Regions from separate parts of the Homo sapiens genome. Here all the other regions are linked to region 3. A link is a contact called in ENCODE Hi-C or POLR2A ChIA-PET data. All regions are on one chromosome and are shown on one strand. Each heading gives the region's core, a stretch centred on a gene start or an enhancer-like site at or near the end of the contact. The rest is flanking DNA. Distances are from core to core; before and after follow the strand shown. Region 1 has its middle 18 kb from the start of LINC01370. Region 2 holds the start of LPIN3 (lipin 3). Region 3 holds the start of MAFB (MAF bZIP transcription factor B).

Evidence for each region. A loop is a pair of places that touch in the nucleus more often than their neighbours do. ChIA-PET counts read pairs that join two places held with the same protein, here RNA polymerase II (POLR2A). Pooled maps may share reads with other maps.
Region 1: a map of gastrocnemius medialis shows a loop between it and region 3 (22-fold over the local background). The contact joins the enhancer-like site here to the promoter of MAFB in region 3. A Hi-C loop is called at or near these places in 3 of 168 maps with a recorded cell type or tissue (gastrocnemius medialis, heart right ventricle and sigmoid colon) and 12 of 50 pooled maps.
Region 2: a loop to region 3 is called in a pooled map, with 8 times the contacts of the local background. The contact joins the promoter of LPIN3 here to the promoter of MAFB in region 3. A Hi-C loop is called at or near these places in 2 of 50 pooled maps. POLR2A ChIA-PET finds 5 or more read pairs at or near these places in 2 of 52 experiments (HEK293 and WTC11).

The regions. Positions count from the first base shown.
Region 1 is chr20:39,984,918-39,987,859 of GRCh38, reverse strand. No RefSeq gene overlaps it. Among named protein-coding and RNA genes, the nearest start is that of LINC01370, 18 kb to the left of the region's middle. RefSeq lists an enhancer at 1,367-2,070. Within about 2 kb of position 1,523, at least 19 of the 41 ENCODE cell types and tissues checked have a DNase peak (open chromatin) inside an H3K27ac peak, as active enhancers do; they include gastrocnemius medialis, heart right ventricle and sigmoid colon, where a contact is called at or near this core.
Region 2 is chr20:41,339,335-41,342,123 of GRCh38, reverse strand. It overlaps LPIN3 (lipin 3), which reads right to left and starts at 1,303. Exons shown (of 20, transcript NM_022896.3): 1 at 1,122-1,303. RefSeq lists a silencer at 1,322-1,481 and an enhancer at 1,642-1,691.
Region 3 is chr20:40,687,784-40,690,624 of GRCh38, reverse strand. It overlaps MAFB (MAF bZIP transcription factor B), which reads left to right and starts at 1,389. Exons shown (of 1, transcript NM_005461.5): 1 at 1,389-2,841. The coding sequence starts at 1,775. The coding sequence ends at 2,746. RefSeq lists enhancers at 1-198, 199-1,176 and silencers at 1,127-1,436, 1,457-1,526.

The sequences.
Region 1 (2,942 bases), core at 274-2,773, 700 kb after region 3:
TAACTGTGGGTTCACTAAGGTTGGACTTTCTCACCCCAGGCCCATTTGAATTCATCCTATGTGGGTTTTGGTCATTGTATGCCCTTTACTGTTCTTCATTTGTGTTTTATATATTGGATTAGAGAGCTGCATTAAGAACTTCTAGTTACATGCCATTTAAATTGAAGAAGGTTCTTATGTGTCTAACTAATAAAATTTCCCTCTCTCTTAGAATATTCTGTATTTTGTACTTTTTACTGGGTCAAGGATACTGTTTTCCTTGTTGTCATAAATTATTGCAATTTAACTCTATATAAATATAGATTTTTAAAAATAAAATTTGGGTGGAATACAGGATTTTAGAAGCTGTGGCTCTCTGATGTTTCCAAGGATTCAGTGTGGGTCACCAAGAGAGCATTTATTCTAATAATTTATTGTAAAAATATTCAAACTTGCAGCAAAGTTGAAGTAATTTTGCAGGGAACAGACTTGTACCTACCATCTATATTTTGCCTTTAACATTTTTTTTCTACTTGTTTTATCACGTCTGTCCATCTATCCATCAATTAATTTATCACAGTTTTGGATGCATTTCAAAGTAAATTGAGAAAACTAGTATACTTCTTCTTAAATAGTTCTGTATAAATATTATTAGAGTTCATTATTAGTTTACTTTTTTCTTTATGTAAAAACTTACATGTAAGGTACATATACATTTATTGAGTTTTGCAAACACATACACGTGTGTAACACAGACCCCTATCAAGTTACAGAATATTGCCATCACCCTCTTACTCTTTCAAAAAGTACAATTTCAGGATATTATAATCTGACAAAGTTAGAAAGGAGGCAATTTCCTCCAGAAATACCCCCAAGGCTAACTCAGTTTCCCCACTACATTTATGTGCTGGTAGAAAAGGAACTCTTTCTTCCCTGCAGTTTCTTAGATTTTGTACTTTTGCCACAGAAGTTAGTGCTTGGGAGTGTGGAGAGTAAAGAGCCAAATGGAAACAGAAAAAGCCATGTCATCATTAAAAATAAACAGAGACACAAATATGTCAGAGGGCAGAGGCAGACACTTCATTGTGCAAGTGATTTATGAGGAAGCTAATTTTAAACAAGCCTGGGCTGCGTGGTGCCTTTCAGCCAAACAAACAGGCAAAGCGCCCTTTCGACAGCAGCCGAGAGCTGCTGATCTCCTCAAGGAATAATCTCATTTTCTTGGTGGTGTAAAAGGCACTAAGTGGCTGTTTTCTGTCTAAGGAAACCCGGCTGAGTCACTGAAGGCAGGCCCTGTTAAATGCCAGAGAGTAACAAGACAAAGACCTGCCTTCTACAAGTTAAACCCACAAAACAAAACACTGACACATTAACAACAAATCAAGCAGGTTTCCCTCTGTTTATTCCATGTCCTACATTTCTTTTCCCTTAAAATGGCACTAGGATATGAGAGAGAGGGATTGGCCACCCAGGAAATTAGTACATGGCTCTCTGGCCTGGCTATTCATGTCTGCTTTGTAACACAGATCAGGCAGGCACTGAGAGTTATCCCTGGGGGAGCCAGCCAAGGAACTGAGAATGTAGAAACAGGAGAGGCAAGCGGGCCAGGCTCACATGTGGAGGAGACATTGCAAAGCTGTACAAGGCAGCCAGCCTAGGATTAGTAGAATCTATCTTTAGATTGGAGGCCTTAGGCTATTAGTTTTCTCTGCCTTCAGGTTTGAGCCTTTTCCAAATGCCAATGCTGAAAAATCTGTAGTTCAATAGTCTGCTGCATGGGAAATTCTTATAGCCAAGCACATTTAGGTGTGTGTGTGTGTGTGGTGTGTGTGTGTGTGTGTGGTGTGTAGGGATTGATTGTCAGCAGTAATTTCAGTGAATGAACATTTAATACGGACCCTCAATATATAAGGTTCAAAAGCCACATGAAAGGTATAAAAAGATTGAGGTGCTAGATTAAAGAGAGAATTTCTTTGGGAAAATGTGTTGGAGTATTTTTCCTACTGCCATTCCAAGAAGGGGTGGGTAGGGGATGTGGTCCCCTTGCCTCAAGTCTAGTGAGAGAGGCTGGAAAAACCCAATTAGGGAGTTAGATTGCTTCCTTTGGATGTAATGAATAGTGCGGATGTTTCACAGGGTTCCAACAACTAGTGAGGCCCGAGCACTGACAAATGAGAACTGAAATCATTTGTGCATTTGGAGTCAGCTCTTGCAGGGTCTGGCTTTGCCAAGTATTTTCTTTTAGGTTCCTGAATAGTGGGAGGTCTGGAGGTCCTGGGAAGAGGCTGAGGAGGCAAGGGTATTGGCAGAGGATTTGACGGGAGCTCAGAGCAGAAGTTATTTACCAATTGTTACAAGAGGACTTCAAACATGCAAAGCCAGTTCGCCCTACTAGGGCATACCAGTTAACTAGCAGACCTGAACAGCGGATGGAGTAGGGGCTGCTGGGGTTACAGAGTACCTGCACTTCTGCCAAGCACTGGTAAAGGTGCATGTTTCCCATGGAGATGTCAGCCATATGAGCAGGAGGAAGAGAACTGGCCCTTATCACCTTAAAGGGACTTTACCCAAGAAGGTTGTCTGGAAGGGAGATAGGACAACAGTTGAGACATTATATGGTGGAGAAGAAACCCCCAAAACCAAGGTGCTTTTATGCTATAAACTCTCTCAGCAGTCTTTGGCAATAGATGACCCCTTCTTAGGTTACTGTTTTTAAGTACATAAATTAAATCCATAGAATTGCCAAAGGAATCCTCTTTAAGTAGAGTTATCAAAATATTTCAAAATTTTTATAACATTAAATAACCAGATTTAGCATCAGTCCTAATAACTATCATTATTTTCATAATTTTAAAACATTGATAAGTGTAAACAACATTTTGAAATACCTTCACAATTGCAATGTAATATGAAACGATCTGTATATGGGTGCTCATCAATTAAGGTATTTTTAAGCCTCCACC
Region 2 (2,789 bases), core at 54-2,553, 650 kb before region 3:
AAAAACCTGTATGTACACCTATCAGCAGCAGCATCATGACAGCCCCACTCATGCAGGCTGGTCCTGTGGGCACTGCAGGTCATACTCTGATGAACTGCCCCTGCCAGCAGTTGAGAGTTTGGACTTCTTTTATTTATTTATTTTTTTGAGATGGAGTCTTGCCCTGTCACCCAGACTGGAGTGCGGTGGCATGATTTTGGCTCACTGCAAGCTCCGCCTGCTGGGTTCAAGCAATTCTCCTGCCTCAGCCTCCCGAGTAGCTGGGACTACAGGCGTGTGCCACCACACCCGGCTAATTTTTTGTATTTTTAGTGGAGACGGGGTTTCACCGTGTTAGGATGGTCTCGATCTCCTGACCTCATGATCCACCCGCCTCAGTCTCCAAAGTGCTGGGATTACAGGCGTGAGCCACCGCGCCCAGCGGAGTTTGGACTTCTTAACTTGGCACTCAAGGCCATGCACAATGGTGGCACCACTATTTGCAAAACGAGCATGTGCACTCCACGTAGGCCTCACACCCCACCTTGGGGATGTTCACAGGCCTTCCAGGCTAGACTACAACTCTAGCACAGGGAAGCCAGAGCAAGCTGCCCTAGGACTAGGCTCTCAGCCCTCGGGGCTCCCAGGTTTGGGTGGATGAAGGGTGTGGCTCTCCACCGAGGACCAGAGGGAGCAGGAGAGTAAGCACTCCTAGTGCCCCAGTAGAGAGAAAGCGCCACCCCAGCCCCCAGCAGCTACAGCATCTGATCTGCCCAGTCTCAGGGCAAGCAGGGCAAGGGCCAGTCACTGTTTTGCAACTGAGGACACTGGGTACCAGAGAAAGTGGCTGTCCTCCTCAAGGTCACACAGTCAGGCTGGGGTAAAGCTGGGCCAGCCTCCCCTGGGAGGTTTCGACGTCTCCTCTCCAGACTCTACGTTCTGGGTGTCCAGGGGGCCTGCAGCCGCTGGGCCAGGGAAAAAGGGACAAAATGAGGCCAGTCCCTCCACCCCTGCGTCCCCATCTTACAGCTAGGGGTGGACCCAGGCCCGCGGACAGGAAGGAAGGAATGTAGGATGGCAGGACAGATGGGCAGGGCGGGAGGGGAGAGGGTCATCTCTTCTCCCCCCGAGTTGGGCCCTACCTGGGGAGCTGCCCACTGGAGCTCCTGGACTCAGAGCCGCCGCCTCTACCTACGTGCACAGGCTCCACAGGTGAGTGTCTTCGGCCCTCAGTCACTTGGCGCTTCCGGGTCCTCTAAGACAGGGTGAGAGCACGGCTCCACTCCTTCTACGATCCTAGTGCGGCCTCCACAGGCCCCAATCTGCCCAGGCTCCACTCCCTGGAAAGACCCCGCCCCTGCTCCGATCCCCGCCCAGGGCGCCCTTTGGCCTCGGAGGCGGGGGCGGGGCCAGACTTCATGCCCCGCCCACCAGACCCCGCCCCAAGTCCCTGTGCCACCGCCTGCCCCACCTCCAGAAAAGTGTGGATTTCGGAACGGGGCGGACCTAGCTCCTCCCAGATTTGCTTCCAGCTTGCTGTGTGATCTTGGGTGAATTCCTTCCTCAATTTGATCCCATTTCCTGTTTTGTCAAGGGGGAAAGCCGCCTTGCAGGATTTTAGAGATGACATGAAATGACTTTGCGCGGCTCCTGGCGCTCAAACGTCCCCTCCTGGGGGCAGCTTTTCCTGAACCCACCCGTATCTCCCAGACTGGACAGGCCCCTCGCGTCATCTGTTCGCATAGCCCACAGTTGTAATTTCATATTTGCTTGAATGACTACTTGATTAATGTATATCTCTTCATTTAAATTTGAACTCTGAGAGCAGGTCACGTACATCCTTACACTCCAGCGCTTATCAGTACCTCGCCTGACAAACAGCAGGCGCTCCATAAATGCCCGCACCTTCATTCCATCCCTGGGACGTTCTGGTCGAGCGGCAGCGGGCTCAATACTGACACTGGCCAGCAGGGGGCAGGCGGTGATCAGCCTTCTGGCCCAGCCGCGCTCCCTCCCTGTCTGCAGGCACTGCGGGAGGGGACAGGTGAGCCCAGGTGCGCCGAGGCACGCGGAAGGTGCATTTACTCTCGTGCCTTGGGCAAGGCCCGGGCCGGGAACGGCTTTTTCCTCTTGGATCTGTGGCTCGCGGCTTTCCTGGACCAAAGACCTTTCCGACGCCCTATGGCCCCTGCAAAGAAGCTGCCCTGAGAAGGGCCTGGAGATGAAGTAATTTGTTCTAAAAGAGAGAGGGCACCGAGGAAAGGCTTGGCGGAGCAGCAACGGCGACGAGCCAGGCTTAGAAACGACTGGGCGGTGAGGAGGAGAGGTAGCTGCCATTATTCTGACTCAGGGTGACAGAACCTGTTTGGAAGTGACTGGCCTCAGTTGTCCTCATTTTGGCAGAAGTCATTTAGTATCAGTCCTGATCCCAGGTAGTGTCTGGCTGCTATCTCAGAAGAGCCCTGTTGGGAGCAGAGCTATGTCAAGGTGGCCAGGAGGGCAGCGTCATACATACCATTTTCTGTAACATCAGGAAATCCCTGAAGGGAGCCCGAGAAGGAAGGAAGGAGAGGTCACAGGTTGGGGCTACAGATGCCGAAATCAATTTACCTCTTTGAGCCTCAATTTCATCGGCAAAGGTGGTGATAAAAGCTACCTTGCAGGATTCTATTGTGAGGATTTACAGGATGAATTAAATAAGTGGTTCTCAACCTTGACTGTGTGTTAGAATCACTGTGCCCTAGACGAATACTGATGCCCCGGATACTGGGAGTTTAAAAACCTCTCCAGTTGGTTGTAATGTACAAACA
Region 3 (2,841 bases), core at 140-2,639:
CTCCCAAGCCCAGTCTGGATGCCTAGTGCGGTGTGCTTCGGTCTCCCCGTCTGCCCTCCGGGGAGGTTTCTCACCCGGTGGCCCTGGGCCGCTTCACTGTGGCGCTTCCACTTTTGGCTACCGGCCTTCCTCCGCCCAGGACCTTCCGGCCCAGGGAGCAGCCGACGGGCACCCCCGAACGCTGGGGCACGGAATTTCAACGGGGCGACCAGAGCGGAGCTCGCGGCTCGAGGCTCGCGGCTGAGTACGAAGACGGGACCCGAGGACCTGTACATCGCTCGAGGGGAACCTGTCCTGGGCTCTGGTGCACACATAGTATGCGTTCTGGGCTGGCTTGGGTTGGGCCAGGTAGGGGAGACCTGGCTGGGTACGAGGCGCCGTCCAAGCCTTCCGGCCGTGGGCCGGGCGGTCGCGGCGCCTTTGCGCACAGTGGCCACTTGGGGTCGCACTTTATGCCTGTTTGAGCCTCTCCGCGGCGGGCTGACGCCGGGATCTGCTTAATCGTTACAAAACGTTCAAACAAAAACAGGGCCGGCTCCCCAGCAGTGGAGAGCTACTCGGAGCACCGTCCCGGGCCGGCCTCGGCCCCGAGGCTCCGGGGGCTCAGGATTCCGTGCGTGTGGCGGGGAAGAGGAATTCAGAGCCTTTGGGCTGCTGCTTTTCCCGTCGCCTTCACTGTGAACATTGTGCGGTGGGGTGAACGCGGGGAGCGGCGGGGCCAGTGGAGTCGAACCTCAGGGCTCTGCGACTGCACCCGCCAGGAGGGGCCCTCGCTTGGCCTGAGAAAGGTCCCCTGAGGTTAAGAGTTGGGTCTGAACACAACTCTCGGAGCCTCGAGCCCGCCCTCCCCAACATACAAATACGCGCAGATCTCCAGAAACAGGAACGCACGACACACACGGCCAGAAGCCGCGAGGACACACAGAGCGTCGCCCACTGGGCGGGGGCCGCTTGGGAACAAAGGGCCCAGGAGGCGTTGTCCCGGCGCTCATTCTGAGCCTCCTTGGGGGTGACACGGGATGGGGGTGGGGTGCAAAGGGAACTGAGGGAGGAGAGTGCGCGAGGAGGGGAAAGCGGTGATTTGGCCTAGAGGTGGGGCGCGCACTCCAGGCGAGCGTGCGTGGGCCGGGACCTGCAGGGTACGGGGGTGGGCCCAGGCTGGCCGTCCCACTCCGCTCCAGCGCTCCGCCAGGCCTCCGCCGCTCCGGGGCCGCTCGGGCCGCCAGTCAGCTGACGCGGGGGGCGGGGGAGCTGTCAGGCGCGCCCCGCCCTGCGCCGCTGGGCCGCGGAGGCCGTGCAGCTATTGGCCCGCGCACCGGGCCGCCCGGGCCCCCGCACCCCAGTGACATCAGGAGGCGATAAAAGGCTGCGGCGCCGCCGGATCCAGCACAGCTGCACCGCCGAGCTGCGAGCGGCTGCGAGCGAGAGAGCGTAAGAGCAAGAGAGCTAGAGAGCGAGCAACGGGCACTCGCCCCACGCCTCCCCTCAGCCCCACCGCGCGCTCCGCTTGCCTCTCCACCCCGCCCGACTCTACCCGGCCCGGTCCCTGCGCGGGCACAGCCCAGAGCTCTGGGGCGGTGCAGGCAGCCTCGGGACTCTCCGGCGCGCCGCCGCGTCCCCAGACAAAGGCTTGGCCGGCGGCCCCGGCCCGCTGCGCCCTCGCTCCCCGCCTCCCCAGCTCTTCTCCGCTCTTCCCCCCCGCGCTTGGCTCGGCGCGCTCCGGCCGGCCGCAAAGTTTCCCGGGCGGCAGCGGCGGCTGCGCCTCGCTTCAGCGATGGCCGCGGAGCTGAGCATGGGGCCAGAGCTGCCCACCAGCCCGCTGGCCATGGAGTATGTCAACGACTTCGACCTGCTCAAGTTCGACGTGAAGAAGGAGCCACTGGGGCGCGCGGAGCGTCCGGGCAGGCCCTGCACACGCCTGCAGCCAGCCGGCTCGGTGTCCTCCACACCGCTCAGCACTCCGTGTAGCTCCGTGCCCTCGTCGCCCAGCTTCAGCCCGACCGAACAGAAGACACACCTCGAGGATCTGTACTGGATGGCGAGCAACTACCAGCAGATGAACCCCGAGGCGCTCAACCTGACGCCCGAGGACGCGGTGGAAGCGCTCATCGGCTCGCACCCAGTGCCACAGCCGCTGCAAAGCTTCGACAGCTTTCGCGGCGCTCACCACCACCACCATCACCACCACCCTCACCCGCACCACGCGTACCCGGGCGCCGGCGTGGCCCACGACGAGCTGGGCCCGCACGCTCACCCGCACCATCACCATCATCACCAAGCGTCGCCGCCGCCGTCCAGCGCCGCTAGCCCGGCGCAACAGCTGCCCACTAGCCACCCCGGGCCCGGGCCGCACGCGACGGCCTCGGCGACGGCGGCGGGCGGCAACGGCAGCGTGGAGGACCGCTTCTCCGACGACCAGCTCGTGTCCATGTCCGTGCGCGAGCTGAACCGCCACCTGCGGGGCTTCACCAAGGACGAGGTGATCCGCCTGAAGCAGAAGCGGCGGACCCTGAAGAACCGGGGCTACGCCCAGTCTTGCAGGTATAAACGCGTCCAGCAGAAGCACCACCTGGAGAATGAGAAGACGCAGCTCATTCAGCAGGTGGAGCAGCTTAAGCAGGAGGTGTCCCGGCTGGCCCGCGAGAGAGACGCCTACAAGGTCAAGTGCGAGAAACTCGCCAACTCCGGCTTCAGGGAGGCGGGCTCCACCAGCGACAGCCCCTCCTCTCCCGAGTTCTTTCTGTGAGTCGTGGCCGGTCCTGGCCCCCGCCCTTGCCCCGGCCCGGACTCCCTGTCCCACGTCCCTAGTCCCAGACTACCCCGGACCCTGTCCCTGCCGCG